Linked DNA regions of Homo sapiens: region 2 is linked to region 1. The links are chromatin loops, found by intact Hi-C in ENCODE. Cell type or tissue: heart right ventricle. All regions are shown on one strand. Each heading gives the region's core, and the rest is flanking DNA. Links, peaks and the distances in the headings are about the cores only. Region 1 overlaps MAP3K20 (mitogen-activated protein kinase kinase kinase 20). Region 2 overlaps MAP3K20 (mitogen-activated protein kinase kinase kinase 20).

What was found. Peaks named below come from ENCODE experiments on the same cell type or tissue, not always from the same donor. Only the 100,000 strongest peaks of a DNase experiment are listed, where the experiment ranks them.
Region 2: it touches region 1 in a loop (6-fold over the local background); 9 of 110 quality-filtered maps call a loop at or near these places.

What each region holds. Positions count from the first base shown.
Region 1 is chr2:173,084,241-173,096,439 of GRCh38, forward strand. MAP3K20 (mitogen-activated protein kinase kinase kinase 20) reads left to right here. Exons shown (of 20, transcript NM_016653.3): 2 at 6,758-6,950. The coding sequence starts at 6,792. Among named protein-coding and RNA genes, the nearest start is that of MAP3K20, 14 kb to the left of the region's middle. In heart right ventricle, for the core only: a CTCF peak has its summit at 7,264 (motif pointing right); DNase peaks (open chromatin) are centred at 6,405 and 7,110; H3K4me3 peaks cover 3,258 bases; H3K27ac peaks cover 6,475 bases.
Region 2 is chr2:173,179,069-173,196,210 of GRCh38, forward strand. MAP3K20 (mitogen-activated protein kinase kinase kinase 20) reads left to right here. Exons shown (of 20, transcript NM_016653.3): 4 at 3,786-3,887; 5 at 8,490-8,555; 6 at 11,827-11,855; 7 at 11,972-12,109. Among named protein-coding and RNA genes, the nearest start is that of MAP3K20-AS1, 94 kb to the right of the region's middle. RefSeq lists an enhancer at 12,487-13,068. In heart right ventricle, for the core only: no CTCF peak of the experiment used is centred there; no DNase peak of the experiment used is centred there; H3K27ac peaks cover 7,850 bases.

The DNA.
Region 1 (12,199 bases), core at 4,200-12,199:
ACTTGCAGGTATTGGATAATCAGGTTAAGTTTTCTTGGGTTAGACGTGCAATTGACTGTGCAGCAGATAATGTCTGAAAGAAGACCGTGGTCACTGGGGAAGGAGGGGATGCTCCAGCACCCTACCAAAGTGAGTGCTATCATTGAATAAATAGATCTTAGCAATGCTAATGTCCAAAAAGTGCAAAAAAAAAAAAAGAAAAGTATTGTGTTTTAGCAATTTAAATACATTATGAAAAAAGCTTAAAAGAAATTATAATTACTTACTAATAAGATCTTTCAGAAATGACAAAAACCAAAAACGGCAGTTAAACAGAGGAATGAGAAAGAATTAGAAAATAGGCAAAGAGAGGGAAAGGATTCAGGGATCAATAGCACCTTTATTTGTTAATAATTGCTCTACAAAACTAAGAGATATAATATAAAACAATTCTGAAAATGGGGAGAGGAAAGCTATTGAGAGCATACCTGACCATAAAAACTGAAGGAATAGATGGCTAAATATGATATCAAGGGTTATTAAAATAATGAGAAAACCATAATTTCCATTAATTGCATGTATACCATATACTAGGCACTGTGCTCACGTATGCACTTTCACAGCACTGGTATTATTGCCAGTGAGAACAGTGAGGTCAGAGAGACACAGTGCCTTGCCCAAGTAGCTAATAACAGATCTGCTCATAGATCTCTCTAGTAGGGGTCTTTACCCTGAATCATGCTACTTCCCTGTTGAAATATCTCTTATTTGGAAGTGAGATGTATCAATGAAGTCAAATACTATGCAAACTTGATAACTTTGGGGCTATCAGTTTTGTGACATTGAATGGAAAAGATTTGAAATTTTTTATTTATGCATCTGGAAATGCCACAGTCTGAGAAAAAGTGATTTGTTAAAGTTACCGAGAGGTGGAGGGAGAGTTCAAACTCCTATCAATCTAATTCTAAAACCTTGCTTTTTAACATTAGAACTGTAGTGGGGTCATTTTTGTTTTTAATTTGGGGCAAAAGTAACAGTGAAAAGGTAAATGACTTATTTGAGGTCAACATGGATCTGAAAAATCAAGAAGCAAAATAGAAGGTCTGTGAATAGAGAAACTTAAGTCTATTTTTTTGGACTAGAAGATTGAAAACTTTAAAAAGTAAAATAATTCTTTAAGATTTCCTACCTTCTTATGTTTCCACTTTTCATAATTAGGTGATGCTGCTATATATGCTTTCAGCAATTTGGTTAATAGTTAAATGTTTTTGAATTTTAATTTAAGGAAAACTTTAAATTAAAAATTTTTTGACATTCTACTCAAGTAGTGAAATGATTGGATTCAACCACCAAATTATTGATTTTCAACATTTACAGAGTTGTGATGCCTTATTTTACTTTGATTTTTGTGACATTTCTGCTCTAACTTACCCTTCAGTATTGTATGGTAGATACTTAACATTTAAAACAGCTTTGAGAGTTTATAAAACAACAGTTAGAATCCTACAAAACTAAAACTGAGCATTGTTGCGTGGAGCAAAATTGCCTTTTTTGTGTAAAAGCAATTTTTTTTTTTTTTTTTTTTTTTTTTTTTGAGATAGAGCCTTGCTCTGTTGTCCAGGCTGGAGTGCAGTGGTGCGATCTTGGCTCACAGTAACCTCTGCCTCTACGGTTCGAGCAATTCTCCTGCCTCAACCTCCCAGGTAGCTGTGATTACAGATGCACGCCACCATGCCTGGCTAATTTTTGCATTTTTAGTAGAGATGGGGTTTTGCCATGTTGACCAGGCTGGTCTCGAACTCCTGACCTCAAGTGATCCACCCATCTCGGCTTCCCAAAGTGCTGGGACTATAGGCGTGAGCCACCGTGCCTGGCCAAAACAATTCTTTTAATGCAGTGAGATGAAAACGTTGGATTTGATTTGATATACCATGTAAATAAATTTATATAGATGACTTTTTATTAAATTCTGGTATATTCATTAAGTGGAGAATACATTTGAAAAATTAGAACATAATTTAATCAAGTAGCAGTCTTCCCCAACACGCTTTAAATATAAATAACTAGCACTCAGATTTTTCATTCTTCTCGTCATAAATTGATCCCCTTAGAAAAATGATTCTTAAAGGAGAGAAAACTCAAGGGGAAAAAATATATATATGGTTTAACTTTCATGTATATGGGAGTGGAAATCTCAACCAAGTTTTTCAGCTACATCCATGATGCTTTGCCAAGCTCACTGGAGTTAAACCTGTACTCACATACCCTAGATTACTAGTTTATTCGGTATTCAGATGGAACTTAATTTTTTATGGTTTCAATAAAACATTCAAGTAATTGGATAGTTCCATTCACAACTAGCCAGTTCCCAAAATGGCATGGTGTATCACAAAATAGCAGTGATTCTGTGAAGAACCTGGCTAGTTGCCTCCTGTCAAGTGGTGAAATCCTGGAGAAGTGTGCTTCTCAAAGGTCAGCCTTTTTCTGGCACCCTTAGGTCAGTGTCAGTTGTGACTGATCCTGTCTCAGTTCATCCACATTCCCTGGGCTTGTTCTGCAGCATAAGGCTTACATGAATTCATACTGATCTCATCCTGCTTCAGACCTCTGCCTTTGTTTTGGAAAGGATTTCTCTACTCCTCCTTCTTCCCTGACCCTGGGATTCAGAGGGACCCAGTACTGAAAGTCCCAAATACACTCTCCGAAGAAGCCTAGGCAGCAGTTTCCAAATCAGGATTTGCTTCAGAACCCTCCGGGGCACTTGTAAAAATTACACACCTTAAGTTTTACATGACTTGGTTGAAACCTTTCCAGCTACAAAAGGTATAATGGAAGAATAACCAGAAGCTATTTACTCACTTATTCAACAAATGCTTTTTTAATGGAAAAGCTGCCTAACTGTGTACTTGGCTGTGTAGTAGGTGCTGAGGATCCAGATGTAAACAGAACTGAGTTTTGACTTTAGGGAATTTATAGTCTGGTGGGAATTAAGTGGGAAAGATAAATGGGTAAAGAAAGGTGCTGTGGCACATGAGAGGGAGAATTCAGCTGTGCTCAGGAGACTCAAAGAGGTGGTCAGGGATAGGAGTTTGCTGTGCAGAGAAAAGTATTTGAAGCAGAGACACTAGCCTGTGTAGAAATGTGGAGATGTGAGAGGTCAGTGTATATTGGGAAGTGCAGGCAGTTCCTCGTGTGTGTATGGGAAATGAGATGACATGAAGTCAAAGTGGCTATAAGTGGTAAATGAATAACACAAGAAACTTTCTTGGAATTAGAATACATGAGTTACAGATAGAAAGAGTTCACTGAGTGTCCTACCAATGAATGAAAAAGACTCATTCCTAAACATATCCTATTAAAATTCAGGATTCCTGGGATCAATAGAGGATCCTAAAAGCTTTCAGAGAGGAAAAAATAATATAAAAATGGTTAATAATCAGTAACATCAGACTGCTCAGTAGCCACATTAGAAACTAGGAGAAAATGAAGTAATACTTTCAAAATTATATGGAAAATCATTTCCTACCTAGAATTGTATGCCCAACCAGGCTACCAATCAAGACATTTTAAGATATACAGATTCTCAAAAAATTCTATTCTGTGTGTTCTATTCAGGTAACTAATGGGAGATATGTGTGTCATCAAAACAAGGGAGTAAACCAAGAAAGGGAAGATGCGAAATCCAAAGACAAGGTTCTCACAGAGGAAAAAGGTGAAGGAAATTCTTAGGATGGTAGCCAACAGGAGTCCCAGTCCAAGTCAGGCCTAGAGAGCAACCATTCCAGCCAGACTGAATCAGGATGAAGGGCCTAGAAGGAGTGTCTCTAAAAACAATAGAACCAAAGAGTGAAAAAAAAGAGAAATTACTTGTTTTAATTTTATTGAGAGGAGTTTTGCAGCTCGTGGGAGAGATTAATGGGGGGAATGTGTTAGGAGTGTAAAAAGCTAAGCAAACAACAACAAAAAAGCAAAAACAGGGCAACTGATAACTCTAAGAGAATCCAAACGTTATCCAAGAAAGGAAATGTAATTATTGAATCCTACATGGCACTGCTGGGAATAATGTTTACTTTGTTGGATTACTGTAAACACTGACTATTGACTTAACCAAATGTTACAGTACGGTTGGAAGCTGGGAGGTTTGGGCAAGTATGCCATGCTTGCATGCATGGAGGTAGAGGGTGATATATGAGAACTAAATTCTTGTCTTCCACAGAAGTTAATAGATAATATCTAAAATGGAAAATCAAGAAATAGTAATATAAGCACATTCTTTAGAAATACAGAGTTCAGTGCCAGAAGAAAATGCTAAAGGAGTTGAAATTAGTTGCGTCTAGAGAGTGGGAATTGGGTATGGGGAATGGGGAGACAGGAAACTTCTATTTTTTATGATAAGCTTTGTAGTTCAATTTCATTTTAATGCTTTTATAAAAATAATTAACAAAAATGTAAACCTAGTGTCTGTAATGCTGAGGGAACCTTGCAAATGGTGTTTGACATTTGGTTGAACAAACTTTTTAGCTTGCATACTCTATATACCTACCCTTGGCAACATTCCTGAATTTTATACAAATTTTGTTCTTTTCCATGTTTAACTAAATAGGAATTACAAAAAAGTTGGTAACATAAACTGTTGATTCACATATGTTTATAGACTATATTTGGATACTATGATCTTTCCCTCACTCATATTTTTATGTGGAGTGTATCTTCTAAACTTTAGAGGATGAACAAATAACCCTTCCTCTTTCTCGCCTTCTCCCCAAAGTAGAGCAGCGTTTGACTTCATGTGAGAAATCAGCATTCTTCAGTGACCTGATTTTCCTGAAATGGGATGGCTAGCCAGCTGCATGCTAAGATCTTTGAGCTGCCTGTGCACTTCACTCAGCAGAGCCCCAGGCTTTTTATGGAGAAATGTTGCCAGTTTATATGGATACAAACCAACCCCTTCTACCTTTTTATTTAAAAAAAAAAAACTCACAGAAGAATGGAAAGAGTAGTAAAATGTCCAGATACCTGTCACCTAGATGTGCCAGTTCTTAACGTTTTGGCACACTTGCTTTCTCTCTCCCTCTCTCTATTCCTATGTACTTTTTTGGATGTGTGTGTCGGGGGACAGGGATGAGGACTGAACCATTTTAAAGTAAATTATAGACATCATACTTTAAAATGGCTACATGCATTTCCCAAGCAATACATCCAAGGACATCCATCTATAAAGCAAAAATACCATTATTTGCCATGGATAAAATAATATCATCTAATTTATAGTTAATATTTAGATTTCTCTAATATCCCAATAATATTTTCTATAGATTTTTTTATCCAGAATCCAGTGATCATAAATTATATGTAGTCATCGTGTTTCCCTTTTTTTTTTTGAGATGGAGTCTCGCTCTGTTGCCCAGGCTGGAGTGCAGTGGCACTATCTCAGCTCACTGCAACCTCCACCTCCTGGGTTCAGGGAATTCTCATGTCTCAGCCTCCCAAGAGCTGGAATTACAGGTGTCTGCCACCACACCTGGCTAATTTTTGTATGCTTAGGGTTTTGTCATGTTGGCCAGGCTGGTCTCGAACTCCTGACCTCAAGAGATCCACCTGCCTCGGCCTCCCAAAGTACTGGGATTACAGGCGTGAGCCACCACATCCAGCCTAGTCATTGTGTTTAAGTTTTCCTTATGCTAGAAGTTTTTCTGCAAAAAACAAACAAAAAAAAACTTTCATGACATTCATAATTACAAGGAGCCTAGGCCAGATGTTTTGTAGAATGTCCTAGAAATATAGATTTGTCCCTCTTAAGGTTTTGGTTTATACTTTTTGCAAGAATAGTATAAACCACATAAAATAGTACACATGGGATAAAATAGTACACAAACTTTTTTATCCACTAATTTTAAGCATTTTATGTAGGTTCAAAATTTTAACCCAATTTTAGTCCAGTTTTTGTGTTTGTAAGTCTCACTAATCTATGGTTTGGCATACAGTGTTAACAATGGCCACTTACCTGGAGAATAGTAAAACTCCTTAGACTGTAGGAAAGATCACTAGAATAATCTCTGGGAGGGGTAATACGTTTCTTTGGAAACAAGCATAATATTTTTTAACGTCCTTGGCAGTATTCTTTCGATGACTTAATATATTGTAATCAAGGGCAAATTTTTTCTACTCTTTAAGTTTTGTTACAGTATACAGTCCAGAGAGCCACTTCTGGCAAACAGTCCAGCTTTTCTGTCATCCCTAACCTGAAAGTTTGTTTTTGGAGTCAACGTTTATTGTGTGTTCAGTTTGCAGCCGTTTGGCTGTCTGTGTACCAGGATGCTCGGTGGCTTAGGTTGTGTATATTTTGTGTGAAGTGAGTGCAGCGTGGAGAGGTGGCATGCCTCAGATGCCAGGGGAGCTATGCAAGCTTGCTGTGGAAAGCATGCTTCCCGTCTGTCAGGGCTTCCTGAGAGGAGACCTGGTGACACAGTAGCCTTTCGGCAGAGCTCCTTGGGATGAGTAGGAAGTGCTGCTGCAGGTTTTGTCTGGGGGATATCTGAGCCATTTCTCTGTGGGCAGCTGTGTTTCAAAGTCTGGGCAGGTTGTTGTTGAATTTTGCGTGGGCTGCCAGGGTGAGTGTTTTCGAATTGTTTATAATCTTGCTTTTCTTCTTCCTAAGTCACCGTGACTTTCTGGAAGTTTCACAGGACTCGTTCATGATATATTATCTAAAGTAGGATTCAGAGGATTTAGCCTAATATATTTGTAATTCAGCTTTTCTTTTTCTTTCTTTCTGCAGATTTTGTGGAAGTATAATACTTTGTCATTATGAGATGTCGTCTCTCGGTGCCTCCTTTGTGCAAATTAAATTTGATGACTTGCAGTTTTTTGAAAACTGCGGTGGAGGAAGTTTTGGGAGTGTTTATCGAGCCAAATGGATATCACAGGACAAGGAGGTGGCTGTAAAGAAGCTCCTCAAAATAGAGAAAGAGGTAAGGTCTTTTCCAGCTGACAGAAACAGTCACGATACCATTTATGTAAGCTTTTTCAACCTCGAGTTAGAGGGTCACAGGGCTGCAAGAGACCTAGCAAGGCCTTTGGGACTGATCCACGAGGCCGTTTCCCAATTTCCATTCTGGGAGCCCCATAAATAGAAATTATTGCAGCGTGTGCTTTAGGGTTGAGTTCTACTAGGGGTCAGCTGAAGTAAGAGGATTTCTTTCCAGGGCATGAAAGACCAAATGTTCTCTGAGCTCTCCTGGAGGCAGAGGTGAGATTTTAGACCTTCCCAGGGTTCAAGCTTTTCTCTTCCCTGGGCAGCCAAGAGGGGTCGGTAAAGAGTAATGTGTGAAGTTTTTATACCCTTTCCATTTTCTCTGCTTGAACTTCTGGTCATCAGCAGTTGTCTTTTAAAAGATAAGACACTGTTTTTTTTAACTGAAATATGCAGTACCTGTTTCTTGGATTTCACCTCTACTTAAGGCTAACAGTGATGGTCTTTGTATTATATAGAATTAATAGGTGCCAGACAGAGAGCTGTCCTCCTAGTAAAATCAGAAAAGGGTCTTGGCTTTCAGAGCCTGGGATTTGTGCTGGTCCTAGTTGAGCTCAGAGTTCTTAGAACTGTCATCCTTCTCAGGAATGAGATATAACATGGTTGTCACATTCAGTTTGGTACCATGAGAATAAAAGTAATTACAGAGCTGACCTGCAGGGACTCAGCAGCATTGATAACTTCAGCAGCGACCCTCTGGAGCTGGTTTTGGTCATTTCTATTTACGCCCTGTTTTGGCAAATTATTGTTCAATATCTTTTTAAAGTGAACTTTCCCATAAATATCCTTTAATCTCCCTGAATGATTTCATTTTTTTCATTAACTGCTGCCAGTGAACCATAGCAATTGATTAGAGAAGGAAACCCAAATGGTAGCACTTTGTGAGTTTCCTCCCAGCGGTGCTGTGTAATTGTGTGATCACCAGCTGTGTTTCCAATTGTTGAAGCCAGGTTAGAAGGACTGAGAGATCTCTGCCTTGGGGAATCTATAGGTTTTTGGAAGACATTAAGAAAGGAGAGCTTTTAAAGCCCATCCGTACACAAAACAGAAAGGTACTGGGTATGAGAAAGTCACTTTCCCTTTCCCCCATTTCTCAATCAATAAAAATTTTTAATGGTAGCCAAGTAATAAATCCATGTCTTACCTTGGACTGAACCTAGCCCTTTTAGCTGATCAATTCTTTAAGTCCTTTATAGGAAGCATTATTGTCCCCATTTTATGGATTGGGAAATAGAGCTTTGCGAAATGTATTAAGCTGCCCCAGGAGGGGCAAATGAAATCCAGGAGGCTAGAACCCCTGTTCTTTAGTTTTTGACTCTGAAACCTCTAATTGACCAGGTACGAAGAGAAAACTAAACCTGCTCCATCCATTTATAGTCAGTTATTTATATATATGCTAATATTTTAGCTTTAGATTGTACAACTTTAGTAAAAGGAACATGTTCTTATATGATTGTTCGATGTGAAAAAGATTTTATGAGACATGAAACAGATTTTGATAGGAAAATATTAATTGTAACCCGTTCACTCCACTCCCCCCTCCCCAAGGATACCTACATAATACCTTTTCTTCTATTCTTGGGAGAGCCAGGAAAATGACATAGGAAAGTGCAGGAGTGAAAGCAGGAATTGGAAACTGCCAAATCCTGCTTTCGTGCAGGTATTTAACATGAATGTAGGTAATTCAGAAATTGAGTTGATTCCAGTAAACTGTAAGAGCATAACTCATAAACCTGTAGGTAGGAAAAACAAAACCTCCACTTTTGCTTTGGGGCTTAGTCAGTGATTATGAGTGATAAAGAGACACAGTAAATTATGGCAAAGAACCCCTATTTGTACTGGAATAACATGAGTTTAAGACATAAAAAGTTATGGCGAGGAGTTGACAGTTACTAGCAAGGAAATATACATTTCTTATGTAAATAATTGTTATGCTTTATGAAATGTGTGTTGGCTTCTGGCTAGGTGTTTTCTAAGTGATAAGATAAAGGTAATAAGCCCTGGATTTTTTCCAAATTTATAGATCCAGTTCCATGTCACTTGGTTGTTTTTTGCCAATGAGTTTTAGAAGCAATGGAACACTTAATAAAATGTTCGCAGCTCATTTCATGTGACTCTTTAAGAATGACTTAATATTAGACTAAATATATGTTCTATAAACTTAGCAAAATGTAGAGAAAATATATACCAAACTCTAACTTTGTTTATGTGAGAGGAGAAAGGAAGACTATTTACTTTCACTTTATTTGCAGACCTCTAGTGTAGTGAGTATGTACTACTTTTCTCTGTTTTAGTGGGTATACTACTACTTTATTTAAAAACAAAAAAGAAAGACTGTATTTACTTAAAATCTCTGTAGTTCTTTAAAACTTTATTTAAAAAAATTTTTATATACCCAAAGGACTATAAATCATGCTGCTATAAAGACACATGCACACGTATGTTTATTGCAGCATTATTCACAATAGCAGAGACTTGGAACCAACCCAAATGTCCAACAATGATAGACTGGATTAAGAAAATGTGGCACATATACACCATGGAATACTATGCAGCCATAAAAATGATGAGTTCATGTCCTTTGTAGGGACAAGGATGAAATTGGAAATCATCATTCTCAGTAAACTATCGCAAGAACAAAAAACCAAACACCACATATTCTCACTCATATGTGGGAATTGAACAATGAGATCACATGGACACAGGAAGGGGAACATCACACTCTGGGGACTGTTGTGGGGTGGGGGGAGGGGGGAGGGATAGCACTGGGAGATATACCTAATGCTAGATGACGAGTTAGTGGGTGCAGCACACCAGCATGGCACGTGTATACATATGTAACTAACCTGCACAATGTGCACATGTACCCTAAAACTTAAAGTATAATAAAAAAAAATTTTTTTAAACCTAGAGAACAATTAAAAGAATACTACTATGAACTCTAGTACGTTTTATTCTTCCCCTACACTCACCATTTAGTAACATTTTACATTTGCTTTTTCTCTATATGTTATTGATTTATATGTATTCATATATATTGTATGATTTTTGCTGAACGATGAGAGTACATTACAGATGCCATGTACCTTTATCCCTAAATACTTCAGCATCTCCCAAAACACAACCACAGTACAATTAACAAATTCAAAAAATGTAACAATGATAACAATAATGTTACTTGTTATACAGTCTATATTCACATTTTGCCAACTTTTGCAATGCGAGCTTTTGATGGCAATTTTTCCAACCCAGGATCCAATCCAGGATCGTATATTGCATATAATCGACATGTCTGTTTAGCCCGGCTTAATCTGGAACAGTTTCTCTGCCTTTCTCTGTCTTTTAAGACGTAGACATTTTGGAAAAGTATAGGATAAGTGTTTTGTATAATGTCCCTCATTTGGGGTTTATGTGATTTCCTCCCCAGCCCCCAGCCTAGTCAGAGTTTATGTAGTTTTGGCAGGAAAACTACATAGGTTGTGTGTCCTTGGTGTGTCTTAATGGGTGTCTTGTGATGTTGGTTAGTCTCATTATTGATGATGTTAGTTTTGAATGCTTAGTTAAGAGGGGTTTACCCAATTTCTCCACAGTACAAGAAAATACCTATTTTTCCTTTGTAATTAATAATTAAGCTATTGGTAGATACTTTGAAGCTAAGTAAATATCTTTCCTCAGCAAACATTTACTAATGTTTTTAGCATCTATTGATGATTCTTGTTTGGATCAAATAGTACTATAACAGTTTACTGTGCAGAAAGTAAAAAGTTCTAGCATAAGTGAGTTTGCCCTTATTTTTTCCTTTCTTCCTTTAGTCAACCATTCATTCATGTATTTATTGTTTGATCGTATACTTAAAGACTTTTTGGAATTCAGAATGTTATAATCCATTAGTGTTATTCATTTTCATGCTTAAACTATCCCAAATTTAGCAAGTAAGAGCTCTTTCCAGCTGGCTCTTGTGTCCTTTTGGTATGTCGCTGTCATTTTTTTATGATTTTCTTACTTCAGGCACAAAAAGATGTACTAGGCTCATCTAGTTCCTGTCTCATTCCTGGAGTCAGCCATGTTTTTGAGAAGCCCTGAGTCAATATACCTGATTTTGGAGTATATTATTTAGGAACCAAGATTTGGGTACTAGGATTGTTTACTTTAGACTTTTTTAAAAAGAACATTGTCTTTTTGACAGAAATTATGGTTACAGAGAAATTTTATTCATGAAAGCATTTTATTTGAAATGTAAACTCATGGCTCTGGTTAGCTACATCTGTGATACACTGCTATTAGGAATGTAAATTGGTAAACCTTTCTGGAGAAGAGTTTAGCAAAATGTATCAAGAATCTTAAAATGTTTACTTCTTTGGGCCAGGAATCTTGCTCTGGGACTTAATAATCAGAGATGTGCAGAAAGATGGATATAATTATAGGATTCTTCTCAGATGTATAACAAGGAAGAATTGGAAATTACAAATTACGTTGCAGCTATATAATTGATTTCTCTTCCATTTGGAAGAACATTTAGAAAGCAAGGAAAATGCTCATTGTATAGTGCTAAGTGGTGAAAGGAAGTTACAAAACATTATATACAATATGATCCCAGGTATAGGTTTTGTGTCTGTATGGTGCTTTTATTTTTCTTATACTGTACCTTGTTTTTCATATTTTCCTATGATGATTTTACATTTCTTTTCCCCGCAACATTTTATTGTGAAAAATTTCAAACATAAAGAAAAGGTGAAAAGGTTTTGTAGTAAATATTTGCATACCTACCATCTAGTGCCTATCATTAATATAAATACTTGCGTTATAAGATGTGTATGCAGCTATCTACCCTTCCATTCATTAATTCATTTTGATACATTTCAAATAAGTTGCAGGCATCAGTGTGCTTCTCCTTAAACACTTCATCCTGTATATTGTTCCTAGAATTCAGTATGTGTTTGCAGTTTTGTTTTCTTCTGGGATAAAATTTACCTCAAGTTTTGAGAAATGTAAATACCACATGACCCACACATTTACTTTTATAATCAGAAAAATTCAATTTAAAAAAGTGTAGCTGTGGCAATGTATGTCACTCTCTTTTTTTCTTTTTTCCTTTTTTTTTTTTTGACACAGAGTCTCGCTCTTTTGCCCAGGCTGGAGCGCAGTGGTGCAATCTCCGTTCACTGCAACCTTTGCCTCCCGAGTTCA
Region 2 (17,142 bases), core at 5,595-13,594, 96 kb after region 1:
AAAAGCATTTGACAGACAACACTCACTGACAATAAGAAATATCGGCCAGGCACAGTGGCTCACACCTGTAATCCCAGCACTTTGGGAGGCCGAGGTGGGCGGATCACAAGGTCAGGAGATTGAGACCATCCTGGCTGACACAGTGAAACCCCGTCTCTACTAAAAACACAAAAAATTAGCTGGGCATGGTGGCAGGTGCCTATAGTCCCAGCTTCTCAGGAGGCTGAGGCAGGAGAATGGTGTGAACCTGGAGGCGGAGCTTGCAGTGAGTCGAGTTTGCACCACTGCACTCCAGCCTGGGTGACAGAGTGAGACTCCATCTCAAAAAAAAAAAAAAAGTTTAAAAAAAGAAATCTCAACAGACTAGGAATAAAAGGGAATTTTTCCAACCTGATAAAGAGCATCTACAAAAACCCACAGCTAATATCTTATTCCACGGTGAAAAGCTGAATGTTTTCTCCCCAAGACTGGGAACAAGGCAAAGAAGTTCTACTCTGACATCTATTCAACATTGTACTGAAGGTTTTAGCCAGTGTGATCAGGCAAGAAAAAGAAGTAATAGGCATCCAGATTGGAAAGGAAGAAATAAAACTATCTTATCTGACAACCTATAGGTAGAAAATCCTAAGGAATGCGCACACACACACACACACACACACACACACACACACAAAAGCTACTAAAACTAACAAACATGTTTAGAAGGGTCACAGGATGCAAGATCAGCATTTAAAAATCTATTGTATTTCTATATACTGAGAGTGAACAACCTAAAAATTAAATTAAGAAAGAATTCCATTTACAGTAGCATCAAAAAGAATAAAATAGTTGGGTATAAATTTAACAAAATAAGTATAAGACTTGTACAATGAAAAGTACAAAAATTGCTGAGAAAATTAAAGATCTAAACAAATAGACATTTACATATTTATGGTTTAGAAGATTCAGTGTTGTCAAGAGGGCAGTTCTCCCCAAAATGATCTATAAATTCCACACAATTCCTATCCAAATCCCAGCAGACTTTTTTTTAGAAATTAACAAGCCAATCCTAAAATTTACGTGGTAATGCAAAAGACCTAGAAATAGCCAAACCAATTTTGAGAAAGAACTAACTTTGAGGACTTAGACTGCCTCATTTCAAAACTTATAAATCTGTAGTAATCAACATAATACAATATTGGCACAATATCTACAGGGATATAGACCAAAGGAACACAATTAAAATTCTAGGGAAAAAGCCTCACATTGATTGGCAATGGATTTTCAACAAAGATGCCAAGACAGCCTTTGATTGCTGAGACAATTAGAAATTGATATGCCAGGGCCGGGTGTGGTGGCTCACACCTGTAATTCCAGCACTGTAGAAGGCTGAGGTGAGAGGATCGCTTGAGCCCAGGAGTTCAAGACCAGCCTGAGCAACATGACAAAATCCCATCTGTACAAAAAATACAAATAAAAATTAGCCAGCGTGGTGATGTGCACCTGTAGTCCCAGCTACTAGAAAGGCTGAGGTGGGAGGATTGCTTAAACCCAGGAGGTTGAGGCTGCAGGGAGCCAAGAGTGTGCCACTGCACTCAAGCCTGGGCAACAGAGTGAGACCTTGTCTCAAAAATAAATCCATATGCCAAAAAAAAAAATTAGAGCCACACCTCAGACCATACATAAAAATGAAATGAACTCAAAATGGATCATAAGCCTAAGTATAAGGGTTAAACTATAAACTCTCAAAAGAAAAATAGAAAATCTTCATGCTTTGGGGTTAAGCAAAGAGTTCTTAGAAATGATACCAAAAGCACAGCCATAATAGAAAAATTGAGAAATTGGAATTTATAAAAATTAACAATTTCTGCTCTTTGAAACATGATCTTAAGAGAATGAAAAGACAAATGACAAACTGGGAAAAAATATTTGCAAATCATATATATGACAAAGGACTTGTATCTAGAACTAAAAAAAATTATTAGAACTCAATAAAACAACCCAGTGTAAAAGTGGACAAAAGATTTGAATAGATATTTTGCTTAAGAATATATAAAAGGGGCTAATAGGCACATAAAAAGATGCCCAACTTTGTTAGTCACTAGGGAAATGCAAATTAAAAGCACTGTGAGATACCACTAGTGTTATACCCGCTACAATGGCCATAATCAAAAAAACAGACAATACTGCTGGGCACAGTCACATGCACCTGTAATCCCAGCTACTTGTGAGGCAGAGGATGGCAGGGAAGGACTGTTTGACAACAGGAGTTTGAAGTTTGAGACTAGCCAAGGCACCATAGCAAGACCCCTTTCTCAGAAAAAAAAAAAGACAATATCAAATGTTGGTGAGGATGTGGAGAAACTGAAACCCTCATACGTTGCTGGCAGGAATATAAAATGGTAGAGCCTCTTTGGAAAACAGATTGATAGTTTCTTTAAAAGTTAGACATAAACTTACCATATGGACCTGCAATATCAGTCCCTGAAATCTACCCAAGAAAAATTAACATATTTACACACATAGACATGTACACAAATGTTCATAGGAGCATTATTCGTAATAGCCAAAAACTGGGAACAATCCAAATATCTATCAACTGGGGACTGAATAAACCAAATGTAGTATATCCATACAACAGAATAGTATTCGGCAATAAAACAGAATTGAAGTCTTCTTATATGCTTACCACTTGAGTGAACTTTGAAAACATTATGCGGCCAGGCGCAGTGGCTCAAGCCTGTAATCCCAGCACTTTGGGAGGCTGAGACAGGTGGGATTGCTTGAGCTCAGGAGTTTGAGATTACCCTAAGCAACACAGCAAGACCTCATCTCTACCAAAAAAAAAAAAAAAAAAATCAGCCTCAGCATGGTGGTATGTGCCTGTAGTCCCAGCTACTTGGGAGGCTGAGGTGGGAGGATTGCTTGAGCCTGGGAGGTGGAGGCCACAGTGAGCCGAGATCAAGGCTGCAGTAAGCTGTGATCACACCACTGCACTCCAACCTGGGCAAAAGAACGAGACCCTGACTCCAGAAAGAAACAAAGAAATAAAGACATTATGCTAAGGGAATGATGTCAGACACAAGGAACAATTTGTATGATTCTGTTTATATGAACTATCCAGAAAAGGCACACTGGTAGAGAGAAAAAGCAGATTGTAGGGCTGGTGTGAGAGTGATGATTAACTGCAAACTGGCACAAGAGAACTATTTGTAGTGATGGAAAGGTTCTAAGACTGGATTGTGGTGGTGGTTGCCCAACTTTATGAACTTACTAAAAATCATCCAATAATATACTTATTGCAGGTGAGTTTGTGGTATGTAATTTATACTTCATTTTTAAAGGATTTTTCTCACTTTTTTGACCTTCTGTGCTTAAATTTTGAGAGCTCTTCTAAGTCCTTATGTGACAACAATTGATTTGTTTACACTGTCATTAAGCTGTCTGATTTATGCATTTAATATCTATCTCATAAGAATAACAACTTTTAAAGAAATACCTATTTATATACATACCTTTGTTTCAAATTTATTCTTCCAACACCTCTTTGGGTTTCTCAGTTCCAGCTAAATGGCTTTTGATTCTCAACTGAAGTTTACTATTCATTGTAAGTTACTGTCTTTTGTTTGACAGATATTTTTCTGGATGACATTAACTTTTAGAAACCACACCATGGAACAATTTTTTATATATTTTTGATGTCTTTTGTTAAATTCTTTAATGTATTTTCTCAATGAAAATATAAAGTCTTATTTCTGAAATGTATCTTGATTTTAATTATATGCTTATCTTTCCTTTTAAAATAGAATATGCTTCTCTGGGATCACTCTATGATTACATTAACAGTAACAGAAGTGAGGAGATGGATATGGATCACATTATGACCTGGGCCACTGATGTAGCCAAAGGTAATAATATTTGGTATATTCTTATAGAATTAGTGGGGTGCATTTTCCCCTCCTGAAATGGGGACTTAACATCAGAAAATGTTTTATTCTGTCTTTAGATGTTCTTTTTCCAGACCAAAAGTAGTAAGAATTCCACAGCTGATGGTACAGATAATATTTTAGGTCATTGCCTTTCCACTCCTGAATTCCTTTTATCTTCCTCTTAAGACTCTACTTTATTTCTATCCACGAAATCTAGTTGTAGCTTCAGGGCAGACATGTTTGTCATGTTTTGTGATATTATAATTGACTAGCTTGCTTGACACATTAAATGGAAAAATCATAGTTCTGTTGTTCTGAAAGTCTCTACTTAGACTCAGTATCCAGAAAACATGATTTATTGTAGGATTAGTTCTACTCATTTTGTATACATAATATGCTAAAAATAGAAACCACTTGCAAAAAAAATTTTTATTTGTCCTGCCATGTAAAAGCAATTCAGATTTTATTTTACATTTAATGTAAACTTACTTAGGCATCGCTGTTGGAATTAAATATTTTTAATACACCAAACCCCTAAACAAAGTGCCCAGTCTTTTTTCTCATACATTCTTGCATAGATGAATGCTTTCTAAAGCAATTCAAACTTCATTTATTTTTATCTTTTTTTTTTCCATTTTCCTAACTGAACATTTCTGGGCTTTATTTATAACTGTCAGAGTTGCTTTGGAAACAACTTCATCTAAATAATGAACACCGATAGTTATATTTGTATTCTAGCAACCCCTACAAAGTGTGTCTGAATTTTCCTGGGGCAATTAACTCCTCTACATTTTACTACTCCATTCTCTACAAGCATCTCTTTACAAAGCAAATATAATGTGATTTAGCACTCAGTAAGGGGAGCAACTCATACGTTGATTTCACTGTGTGACTTCCAAAAGTAGCAGTCTTTCCTTTGGGGAATTGTCTATTTTAAGTTTCATCAACACCTACCAAATTCTTCAAATAGGGAAAGTGAAAAAAAATTTTTTTTGAGTTTCATGCTAGATGCTGCTGCTGAATGATGCCTCATTACATTATAAAAATAATAAGCTCTGTGTTTAGGGTGGTGTACCTGAGACTTTATGTTAATTTGCTTAATTGTGTATTGATGCATCGGGCATCTCAAATCATGCTTAAACTTTCATATTCTTAAAGATATTTTCATGTAATATCATAGTGACTTCTCTGTATGTCAGTAGAACACAAGGACCAGCTCTCTGTAAGCAAGGTGATGTGCCTTTATTGGAGGCTGCCTGAGCATTGTGGAAATACCCTTAAATAATGTAAATGCATATATAGGTAGTACTTAACTTACAGCACATCACCTTACACACGTTTGCATTTAGGGTGCTCAGCCAGTTACACCCATGTTATTACTTTATTGGCACTTAGAATAGATAGACAGCAAACAAAACAGCTAACATCAGTCACTCTGCTTCCTGCTGTGCTCTACTTAAGCATCCCTGATTCCCAGCCTGGGAAACTCTTCTCCCTGCACCCCCTTAACCACATGCCACATCATCCCGACTGAGGGATAAGTCTCTTGGCTCCACATCAGCTGAGTCATTCTTGGTGTTTTCTCAAGAGTGCTAGTGCTCTGCATCAGAAGGGCAAGGAAGAGAAGGAATCGAATTAGGTAGCAAACTGGGCCTGGTGCAGTGGCTCATGCCTATAATCCCAGCACTTTGGGAGTCCCAGGCGGGTGGATCACTTGAGGCCAGGAATTTGAGATCAGCCTGGCCAACAAGGCGAAACCCTGTCTCTACTAAAAATACAAAAAATTAGCTGGGCGTGGTGGTGCACTACTCGCCTATAGTCCCAGCTCCTTGGGAGGCTGAGGCAAGAGAATCGCTCAAACCCCAGAGGTTTGCAGTGAGCCAACATCAAGCCACTGCACTCCAGCCAGAGTGAGACTCAGTCTAGAAAAAAAAAAAAAATTAGGTAGCAAACTGGTACCAGAGTTAAAAATAAGGAAGGAGAGGCCAGGCACGGTGGCTCACGCCTATAATCCTAGCACTTTGGGAAGCCGAGGAAGGTGGATCACCTGAGGCCAGGAGTTCAAAACCAGCCTGACCAACATGGAGAAACCCTGTTTCTACTAAAAATACAAATTTAGCCAGGCGTGGTGGCGCATGCCTGTAATCCCAGCTACTCAGGAGGCTAAGGCAGGAGAATCACTTGAACCTGGGAGGCGGAGGTTGCGGTGAGCCAAGATTGGGCCATTGCACTCCAGCCTGGGCGACCGAGTGAGACTCTGTCTCAAAAAAATAAAAAAAGGGAAGGAGAGAATGGGATTGGACCCACTGATGGTGTCCAAAACTGCAGATTAATAAAATCCCTTTTGCCTGTCTGGCTAATGTGTTTGACCTCAGGTGAGAAGAGTGAGGCAGAGAAGAGGCTTGTATGTTTATGGACGCAAGTAATACTTAACATTTAAAAATCCTTTAAGATGGCCCATTAAAAAAAAAAAATCAAGGCTTTAGGAATGACTTCAGCTTTCTCTGATAAGCTGGGTGTAGAACTTAAGAATTTAAGAGATTAAGTAGGAAGCCTTGATTTTTGTTGATTCTGTTTCAAATTCAGCTATGTACCTTTCAGTTTAACCTATGATTGAATCCACTGGAGCAATGATATGTTGAGAAATCAGAGAATGAATATTTTAAGCAAAGGTTGATTCATGCATTTTAAAATAGGCATTGCTCAGCATCATTGCTGTTGAGACAATATCTTCTCACAAAAAAGATTCTCTTCTTTCTAGATGTGAGGATAATGGAGGGTGGACCAGCAAGTATATCTGAAATTGCTGCAAGCTAATCAGCAATGCTTAAAAGGAACAATTAAAGCAGATAAACTCCAATCCAGTTTCAAAATGGTCACCACTCATTCCAGTTCTCCCCAAAAGTCTCCTCAGTTACACCTGCCAATTCTTTTTTTAAGGAAACCCTGAATGTACACCTGATGAAAGTATTTTTCAGCCTTCTTAATTGTTTGCAATAAATATAAGGCAGAATTATAGATGGATCTACAAAAACATTAAATAGAATTTTATGTGTGTGTGATGACTATTGTTTATATGAAATATTATTTAAATGTATACTATGCATCGTACACTAATACTTTATGGTACTTTTTTCTTATAATCTTCCATGAGGAAGGAAAGTGCCTATATTTAAAGCTTTTGTATTTGAGTCTTGTTTTTTGAAATCCTTACTTGTCAGCAAGTGTAGAAACTATCTCTACCAGTAATAGTAATTATACAGATTCTACCTGAAAAATTATTCAGGAATTTGATTCTAAAGCAAGAGAGAGGTAACTATGAAATCCAGTCATATAGATTATTAAATGCTACCCAAGTTGTAACTATTGAATTTTTGCAGTTTGAGGGATGTAGAACTTCTTATCAGAAGAGAAATTTCCTTTATCCCAGTTACATCTTATTTAAGATCACATAATTACTAATACTTGTGTTAACTTGACTCTTCAGTGATATCATTCAGTGATATCATTAAAAGGCAAGAGTTTAAATTTTCTTTGTCCTTTCATGATTCTTCAATATATCATAATTAAAATAGAAGAATAAAGATTTAAAAATTAACCTCTCTATATGCTTTAAAAAGCCTAAGCCTCTTATTAAATTATTTTCAATGCATTGTTCATTTTAAAAAGAAGCCTATTTGATTTGGAGGTGAGGGGGAGGCTATTTCTGCCATTAGTTAGAAAAAACAACTTGAGAAATAAAGAGGATATATTTTAGTAGAAAATCATCCTTTTTTTATTCTAAAGGGGTAGACAATACGTAAATACAGAAAGAGTCAAAAACTACTAAGGTGGTAACCATAAAATGTGTCTTTAAAGTATAATTTTATATTCAAAATAATAAAGCTCTATAAATATGATGGAAAGAATTTTGGAGTATGTTGAAATACAGATTATCTCAAAGATTTATCCTTGTAAAAGGAATGAAATACTTTGTAACTACTGTATACTTTTTTATCTGAAGATCATAAAATTATTTACCAACCGTAACTAATCAGTCCTCCCAGTTCTCCCCACCACTACCCCACATCCACTCCCAGGTCTTGTTGGAATGGGTACTGAGAAAAAGCCAAGCTGCAGCCAGGTAACCATAGACATCCAGAACTTCGGTAACTGGACATCAGAATCTGCAGTTGGGTACCTGCAGACAACCAGATGAAAACCACAAATTTTACTCAGAACTTTGGCAGATTTAGAAGGTAGTTGGTAGCGGAATACCTTAGTCGTGGAGCCCTCCTTTCAGTGGTTACTGTGCTATTTTCATGCAGACTGCAGAAAATTAAGGTGTCCTTATTAGGTATTGTAAGAAGCTAGATTTACCCACAGTCAAATTCCAACCTCTAAGAGATTAAAGCTTATAAATTTGACTTCACATATACATGTTACTAATGTAGACATATTCTGTTTTCATTTTATCAGTCATGGAAGAATAAGACATGTGAATTAGTTTCTGCTCTTGAGTTCTTTGAAAAACTATGAAAGGTAATACTGATGTAATGTTGAAAAATATTAATAGGCCTTTATTTCTTCTTGTGTGAAAAGGAATGCATTATTTACATATGGAGGCTCCTGTCAAGGTGATTCACAGAGACCTCAAGTCAAGAAACGGTAATGTAGTTATGTTTTTATTTTACCTATTTTATTACAAATTACATACACTTGCATGTAGAAATGAGCATCATTCTTTTACATATCTTTTGTAACCTACTATTGGACTCACTGCTGATACCATGGAAGCCTTTCTACTGTCAATAAATAACAAAAATCTCAATATTATTTAAAGAAGCTGCATAGTATTTCACTGTATAAATATAGCCCAGAATGTGGACATTTGAATTGTTTACATTTTTTCTCTGATAAGAAATGTTGGGCTTAATATTTCAGCCAAATTTTTCAAGACATCCCTAATTATTTCCCTAGAATCATTTTCTAAAAGAGATACTGCTGTGTCAAAGTATGCAGTCATATATTTTTAGTCTTCTATTTTTAGGTGGCTTTGTGCACTATCAATTTTGAATTTTGTTCTTGTTGCATCTGAATTGCGTGGTGTGAATTGTTGATGCCAGTCATGCCTGTATTACCTGGAGTAGTGCCCAGAAATGAGCCACATGATTGGAAGTTTGGAAAGTAAAGGCTCTCTTTTTCTTCTTTCTCTTCTTCTGTACTTTCTAAAGCTTATTTATGGCCCTGTATCTTATAATTTGGAGGGTGAGCATTTTAAAATAACTTGCAGGATTAGACATTACCTTCAAGTAGGAGTGGTAACAGAATGCTTCTTCTGTTACATCACTTCAGAGTTATCTGAGAAAGGCAGTAGCATTATAGCACTAGCTAAAGTAAACATCAGAGTTTGCCACTTTTCTGAATACCCTCCAATCAATTAATTATTTACATGCTTTCTAAATGCTCCTTCTCAGTAAGGAGGAAGCGAACTATCTATTTTTAGGAGATCTTTAATTAAAACGAGTATATGCTAATAGTGTGATCCTTAGAATGGGTGGTGATGACAAGTAGTGGAAGAGAACCAGGGAATGAATCGATCAGGTACCCTTGCACGTGCCTCAGGACTGTGAGGTTTGTGTGTGTGAGTGTGTGTGTGTTTAGCAGGGGGTGAAGGGATGGGGGCGGGGAGGGAAGTTATCAGCACCTGCCACTTATCAGTAGTCCAGGTTGGACCACCAATTTAACCCTGTCTGATTGTCCTTTCCTCTTCTAGGTTATCATGTATTCTTTGGTTCTTCTTAGACTTAAGCTTCCTGGAACTAAGCACTTTTGATATATGGTCAGCTAACAGGAAGTCATTAGGAAATAATCTAGGCTGTAGTAGAAAAGATCAGAGTTTTATGAATTTGTAAATTTTCAGTTCATGCTCAGAATTTCAATTTAACTATGTTATTTGACTTCAGTATATCTTAAATCTTCTACAAAAGAGGAATGATTAACTAAATTATGGATTTTTCCCTGCTATCATTATGAAGACTATATAACAATGGAGAGTGTCCCCATTTTAAAAAGTTACAGTTATATGTATTATAGTTACTAAATAGGAACACACATACACTGATATTGAAAGAATATAGACCTAACTTATAGCAATTCTTTTTCCCTTGGAAAGGTAACCAGAGTTTCACTTTCTATGTTATGTATTTTTATAATGGCAGTTTTTCTAGTGAGCACTTGTTAATCTTATAATGAGAAAGCTGAATATAAAATTAATAATATTTACATTTCTATTTGTAAAAGTTTGTAGCTTATTACTTATAGTACCAGGTTTACCCTGAGGCTATTTTCAAATATTAGATCATACAAAGATCATTTTCCCTCCTTGGTAAAATCATCAGTAACTAGTAAGTATTGATCATCTATCATGTTCAAGGCACTGCACGGTTTACAAAAGAAACATCTGAAACAGTTCTTCAGAACTTTATCCTTGGACTCATCTCCTCTTATGCTCTGAGTCTTGCACTCCCATAAAAGCCCTATTTACATATTAACACTCAAAAACAGATCTCAACTTCAAAACTATTTTTCTATCTGCTGATTAGACACATCCACATAGATATTTTTTAAGACACTAAAATATATTATGTCCAAATTAATCTTTTCATTTTCTCCCTAACCCCGAAAAATCATCCCTGCATTTCTTTTACTGAGTGGCAATACTGTTTGCCCAAGCCAGAAATGAGATAAATAGTAGTTACAGTTTAAAGCCAGAGCTCCTATTCTAACCATTAATCTGTATTGCTTCTTTATCTGATTTTATCCTTGAGTTCGCTTCCTTCTCCCCCAATATCCAGCCATTCATTAAGCCTAGGTGATCCTACATCCTAAATATTTTTTGACTCGGTCAACTTTTCTCCTGTCCTTTGCCACTGCCTTAGTACAGATGTCCTCATCTGTCTCCTGGACCACAAAACCTTGAGTGCCAAGTGATGCCCTTGCCTCCAGGTCTATTCTTCTCTGACATAGTCTCCCCTCTGCACCTTTGCTCATTTCATCCCTCCACATAAAATTGTTCATTGGCTTTCTCTTTCTCTTCTTGACCTGGCACCTACCTTCCAAAATTGCCATACATTTTTTGTCTGCTCCTGAGTTTTTGCATAGGCTCTCTCTTCTGCCTAGGAAACTACTTTCCTCCCTCAGCTCTCCTCTTCCTGGTTAACTCCTGTGTTTTTCAGGTTTTAGCATAAGCATCATTTCTTACAGGAAACTTCATCTGACCGCCCTCGACACAGATATCATTGTTCTTTGGCTCTATAGTATTGTTTCTCTCATCATGGAATCTATCCCAGTTTGTTGTAGATGTTTATTTAATTGTCTCTCTGATAAGAATATAAACCCCCTGAGAGCAAAGACAGTGGCAGACTTGCTTACAGTCCTGTTCCACAGCATTATACATGGCGTTACCCACAGTAGCCTCAGCAAATATTTATTAAATGAATGAATGTATGAACAAGTGAATGAATGAATATTCTCTCCACCTTTAACAAAAATCACTCAGTTGGGAGGAAACCATATATATAATATGAAGTAGTAAAGCTAATGACTACCTCAGTATCACATTGGCAGTACATGGGCAGAACCCAGGTAAAAATTTGGTTCTCCTAACTACTACTAATTTGTGCCTTTCTTACTGGACAGTACTGCATTTGGATAAAACAAGTGTCTCAGAAGCCTTTTTAATCAGTACCTAATGGAATTAAGTTTTTGTTTTAATGTCAGCCCCCTTTTGCAAAATCCTCAATGCTGTAAATACATTGATTTCACCTTTCATAATCCCATATTGAAGACAGAAATAGAAGTTTATGGTTTTTTTCAGTAGAAGACAGCTCAAACAAATTAGATGATTGTCATAATTTATCCTTTTTTCTTTTTTTAGTTGTTATAGCTGCTGATGGAGTATTGAAGGTAGGACTATTTCTTTTACTTAAAAAAATTGTTAATTTCAGATGTAGATTTTTGTAACTGATAATCCCTTAATTAGCCAATAAGTAGAAAGTTGACACTGATTCCTGTTTTCTCAGATCTGTGACTTTGGTGCCTCTCGGTTCCATAACCATACAACACACATGTCCTTGGTTGGAACTTTCCCATGGATGGCTCCAGAAGTTATCCAGAGTCTCCCTGTGTCAGAAACTTGTGACACATATTCCTATGGTGTGGTGAGTTCATTTCTCATTTCTTGTTTACTAAGGGAAATACAAAAAGCAAACACTCAAAAGAAGAGAGATACAGTTTAACATGGTTTTATTTTTATTTGAGACTGTACTGCTGGTGGAATGCCTAAAGCAGCACCATTGGAGAACGCTTCCTAGTTGCCAAAATGTTTAATCATTTTTAATCATCGGAGTTATTTTGTCCTGTGTTGAGAAGAAACCAACACCACTTCCAAGAAACAAATTAAATGGAATCCGAGATAGTGTTGGGCTCCGCTTTGCCTGTGAGAATGATTTTTTGCAGGGTGGTAATGTGACTGTGGACTCTCTCTGTAATTTCAATGGAAATGTGGATCATTTGGAACAGGACTTCATTGTAATGGATTGCTTAAACAGTATAAAATCACCAATAGATCTGCCAAGCGAGTTAATTACCAGGAAACTTTTGAGTCTCAACTATTAAACTGATTCATCGGTTTCTAAAAGTCCAAAAGAAAATGTACTTAGCACTTACCAGATGACCTTGTCCATGTCTGCTGCCAGTCTTAGAGTAGCAGTGACTATCTGAAGCGTGACTCTAAGGCATTACATAAGAATCACAGCAGAGCCACATAGAGAATAGACTAATGAGGGGGTGGAGTGCTCAAGGAAGAGACCACAGGAATGAATCCGTTAAGGAGCAGAAGCTCCTGGAGGAGGAATTTGGAGATGGGCCATTTCCTGAGGAATAGGTTATACCTGCATTATCAGAGAGAAGGAAGTGGAGTGGGAGAGTTCTTTGCTGGAGGAAGGAATTCATTTGTTGCCTTTTGTTGAGGATAAACTTTTCCCTAAAATGTTACGTATTCTTTAAAAAGTCCAAAATAGTTTTGGAATTCCCTGTCTTTACATCTCATACTGCCCTGCTATTTATACTATTATACTGCCCTGCTGTTTATACTATTACTTCCTAAAAGGGCATTTTCATAGTAATGGGTAAAGAAGCAGCCTGTTTTAGGTCCAAATCAGCCTGTCTCTTCGTCCTGAACTTCTGTGTTTTCTTACTGCAGGTGGTAGCCAATGACACAAGAGGAGATTCACGTTGTCAGACCTGTTTTGTTTTGTTTTGTTTTCTTTATTCGGTCTCTAGGTATTTAATGCTGGCTTCACAGGTTTTGGACTTGTTTCAGTGACTAGCTTTTTGTAAATCATAACACATCCTATGTATACCAAATTAATAAAGATTAATTTTGTTAGCTATTGAAAAAATCATTTCAAGAATGAAATATGTTTTTGACCGAAGGCTAGAATTTTAAAGGTCAGAAGGCAAGAGTAACATCAGGCTTAATACCTGATATCCAAAAAAAGAAAAAAAATCAATACCTGATATCCCTTGATTCTGGTTTCTTAAGAATGAAGACTATAAGCTATTACAGTGATCAAATATTTCTCATAAGTTTCAGAGGAGACTAGCTTATAAAACTGGTCTCCTATGTCAAATGTTACTACATTCTAACCATCATACATTCATCTGTGGGATATTCTGAAAATGGGGTATTTGTAGCAATTTAAGACTCTTTGTAAGATTGTTTTCTCTTGTGAAAGTGCATTCCTTCATTTATAACCAAACGTTTATTTACTGAGGCACACACCACCTGAGAGTAATTTAAATTTTTCTTAGCCTGCTTGTTGGGAACGGCCTCTCGTTTTGTCCTGTTGAAATAGGAACAAGCAAACTTTTTCTAGAAAGGACCAGATAATATATATTTTTGGCTTTGAGGGCCACTTACAGTCTCTGTTGCATAGTCTTCATAGATGCCATAGTTGGCTTTTTGTTTCTTACAACCCATCAAACATGAAAAAGCCACTCTGTATTCTGCAGCAGGCCATCGTTGCGGGCACCTCCCTGGAACAAGAGGGCTTGGGAAGATGAGCAGCGTGGTTTAGGAACGTGGCTTGACCGTTCAGAGTGGCTCACCAGGAGCCCACTGCTCCCACTCCTTTAATGTGCATGTGTATATAAATGTATATAAACATGTTTGTTGGTGTTAGGTATATATGTATGTTGGTTATAGTTATTGTAGACTGTTACAGCTTTTAAATTGTTTGTCACATTTATATGAACTAGAAGACTTTTGAGGTTCATTTTTGCACTTATGAGTCCACACACATACAGTGCTTTTACTTTTAAAATTCTCCCCAAGTGTTTGAATTTCCTTATCTCAAAAATTTTTGACCTTAAGACACAACTATACATACATTGAACTTTTAGCCTCAACATTATTTCATATATGAAAACAAACTTTATGCTGCCTTCTTTCAAAGCCTTACAGTTGCCAGGGCTTTGGTGTGAAATGCCCCCCTCTGCTTTTCCTGAGATGAAGTACAATCTTAGTACCAGTAGCCAAGCACAAATTCCTTTTCACACATAAACTATAAAAGATGTTAAGAGTGACTTCTGTTTGGAGAGCTTAGGATTTTTTTCCTGTATCATTTTAAAATCTCTTCATACATTCCACATTGACCCCATTTCTTAAACATAGTTTGAGTCAACCTTTCTGGAGCTGCACATTTTCAGTGTTTTTTATTAAAAATCTTTTCACTTAAGAAACTATGCACCACATTTCAGTAGAAGGGCTTGAACACGTCTCTTTGTGGATTAGCTTTTCTCTCTACTTGTGTGCTGACCCTACCTTTGCTTAGTTTGGTTTGGTTTTGGAGGGATTTAACAAATGCTTAACAAACCATCCTATGGAGTAATTTCACTTACTGAAACAAACTCGACCACCAGCCACTGAGCATTTCCAGTGTTGCTCTGTATTTACACACTGGATGTTGCTCTGCAGAACCTGTCCACCCCATCATGTGATGTGGAATATCAATTCTGCATTCATGCTAGAGCCTTCCCTTACCTGGTGGAAACAGAAATGCCATTTCAGTGAGTGAGTCTATTTTAAAACAGCTTCTGCTGTGTGAGTCTTGAAGACAGAGGTTTGCTTGGAATGCTGGTTTGCCTCACAGAATGTTGTGTCAGCAGAATTCCATTCAGAAAAGTGTACAGATGCTAATTTAATTATAAACAAGAACTCAGGACTGTATAGGTTGATGCAAAAGTAATTGAAGTTTTGCCATTTAAAAGTAATGGCAAAAACTGCAATTACTTTTGCACCAACCTAATATTTAATTCTGACCTCTTCTCATTCTGTTTGTTCTAAATAAACACCATTAATGAGAGAAAAAATACGAGGTATGCTTTCCAGCGACTTTTTATTTAAACAACCACAGGTATTTTTTTAATGAAGAAAGCATTATGTGTTCAAAGTAGATGTTATAGAAAAGAGCAGGTGAGGATAGTTGTTAAGGTTGGGACCATGTTAGTTTTAGAAGTTTGTGGTCCATAAACTTGGAAAATGATACCTATTTTAATTCAAAATGTGGTTATTTTGAATTTTTTATGTCTTTTCAAAAATAGGTGAGTAGCCAAGACTCCTTTGTCAGTAGGAGCATTTATTTGCATTAAATATCCCATTGTTCATTGGGAGTCTGTTCTGTTCATTGAAACCCCCTCTACACACAGCAGTCACATACAGATGAATAAGACCATTAAAAAAAAGGTTTTTTTTTTAAAATCCACCCAAAAAACTGCAATATATTTTTGCTTTTTGTTTTTCTAATTTTTTAGACTGCTGTAAGAATTTAGCCCCTACTACTCCCAAAACCACCAGCCCTCCCCAGGTTGATAAACCTTTGTTGCTTCTTAACAAATGGCAAGACTCACTAACCTTGTACTGCCTTAAAATAAATGTGCTGTGAATGCCAGAAGTGGATTTTATGATCCTTGCTCTTAAGCTGGTAAACTTTGCTAGGGAGGCAATTGTTTCCCTCCATTTTATGAGAAATGAGATTTTTCTACCCTCTTATGAGAACTCTTGGAGGACTGAACCTGGAAGAGTGTTTAGTATGTTATCCACAAAAAAAGAAAAGCAAAAATCACTGAAAGAATAAGCCTTCTGAGAACACAAGGCCTAGCCTCTCTTTAAAAAAAAAAAAAAAAAAAAAGCTATTCTAATGACAATGCAGAAAGGATTACCTTCTTAGAAGCTTCTCAGCCAAAACCAGCCTTGAAAACATAGTGGCTTAAGAGACAGCATGGCTGCCTGGCTTGTCTGTGAGCACTGTTCCAGAACAAGCTGGGCTCAGGTAATGGCTTTCTATTGTTTGGAAAAGAAAGGGCAGAAAAAGTACGTAGTCTTTTCCAAGTTTCTATTCTGTAAACTGAAAACATAAATTTTCCTTGTGAGCACAGTTTAAATGTGAGGACGTCTCAATATAAAATGAGTCGGAAAATATTTTTAAGGTGAAAGATCACAATAATATTTGGCCTGAATCCTCATAACTGGTATTTTTAGGCATCATTTAATATATTTTTAGACCTCCAAGTGACTTCCTCAGTAAAGTTACTTTTGTATGCCAAATGTTATTTTTGTTTAGTGTGGAAAAAAAAAGCTGATGTCCTATCTTATACCACCTGCTTTTTGATACATCCCCAAATCCAGGGAATTAATAAAAGGAAATCATGAGATGTGCTGATACTGGAATTAAACTAAAGACCTCATTTGGGCTTCAGGACATAGCAGCTAATGACCCCACCTCAGACACTTTTACATCCATCAAGTAACTCCCTCAGCTGTAGTAGCTCTTCAGAGACACAGAGGGAGTCAAATGGAATTGGCTTATTTTTTTCTTTATTTTTCACGGTTAGAGCTCTCAGAGAAATATAACTTAAATTTTATTAGATTTTGGACATTTTCCAGCAGAATATTTTGGAATCAAGAATGACGTAAATGTTTTTCTGGTGTTGTCCCCCCAAACTCTTGGATTTGCAATTTACTTCACAAAATTCAGTCTGTGCATGTGTGCACACATGTACACGGCGTGTTTATCATACCTGCAGGCCAAACTCAGAAGAGGCACTGCTCATCTGTGCGTTTGGGGGTCTGGAGCGTTTGATTTATTGGAGGCTAACTCCCTGTTCCCATTCTCCTTAGGAATGCCACATC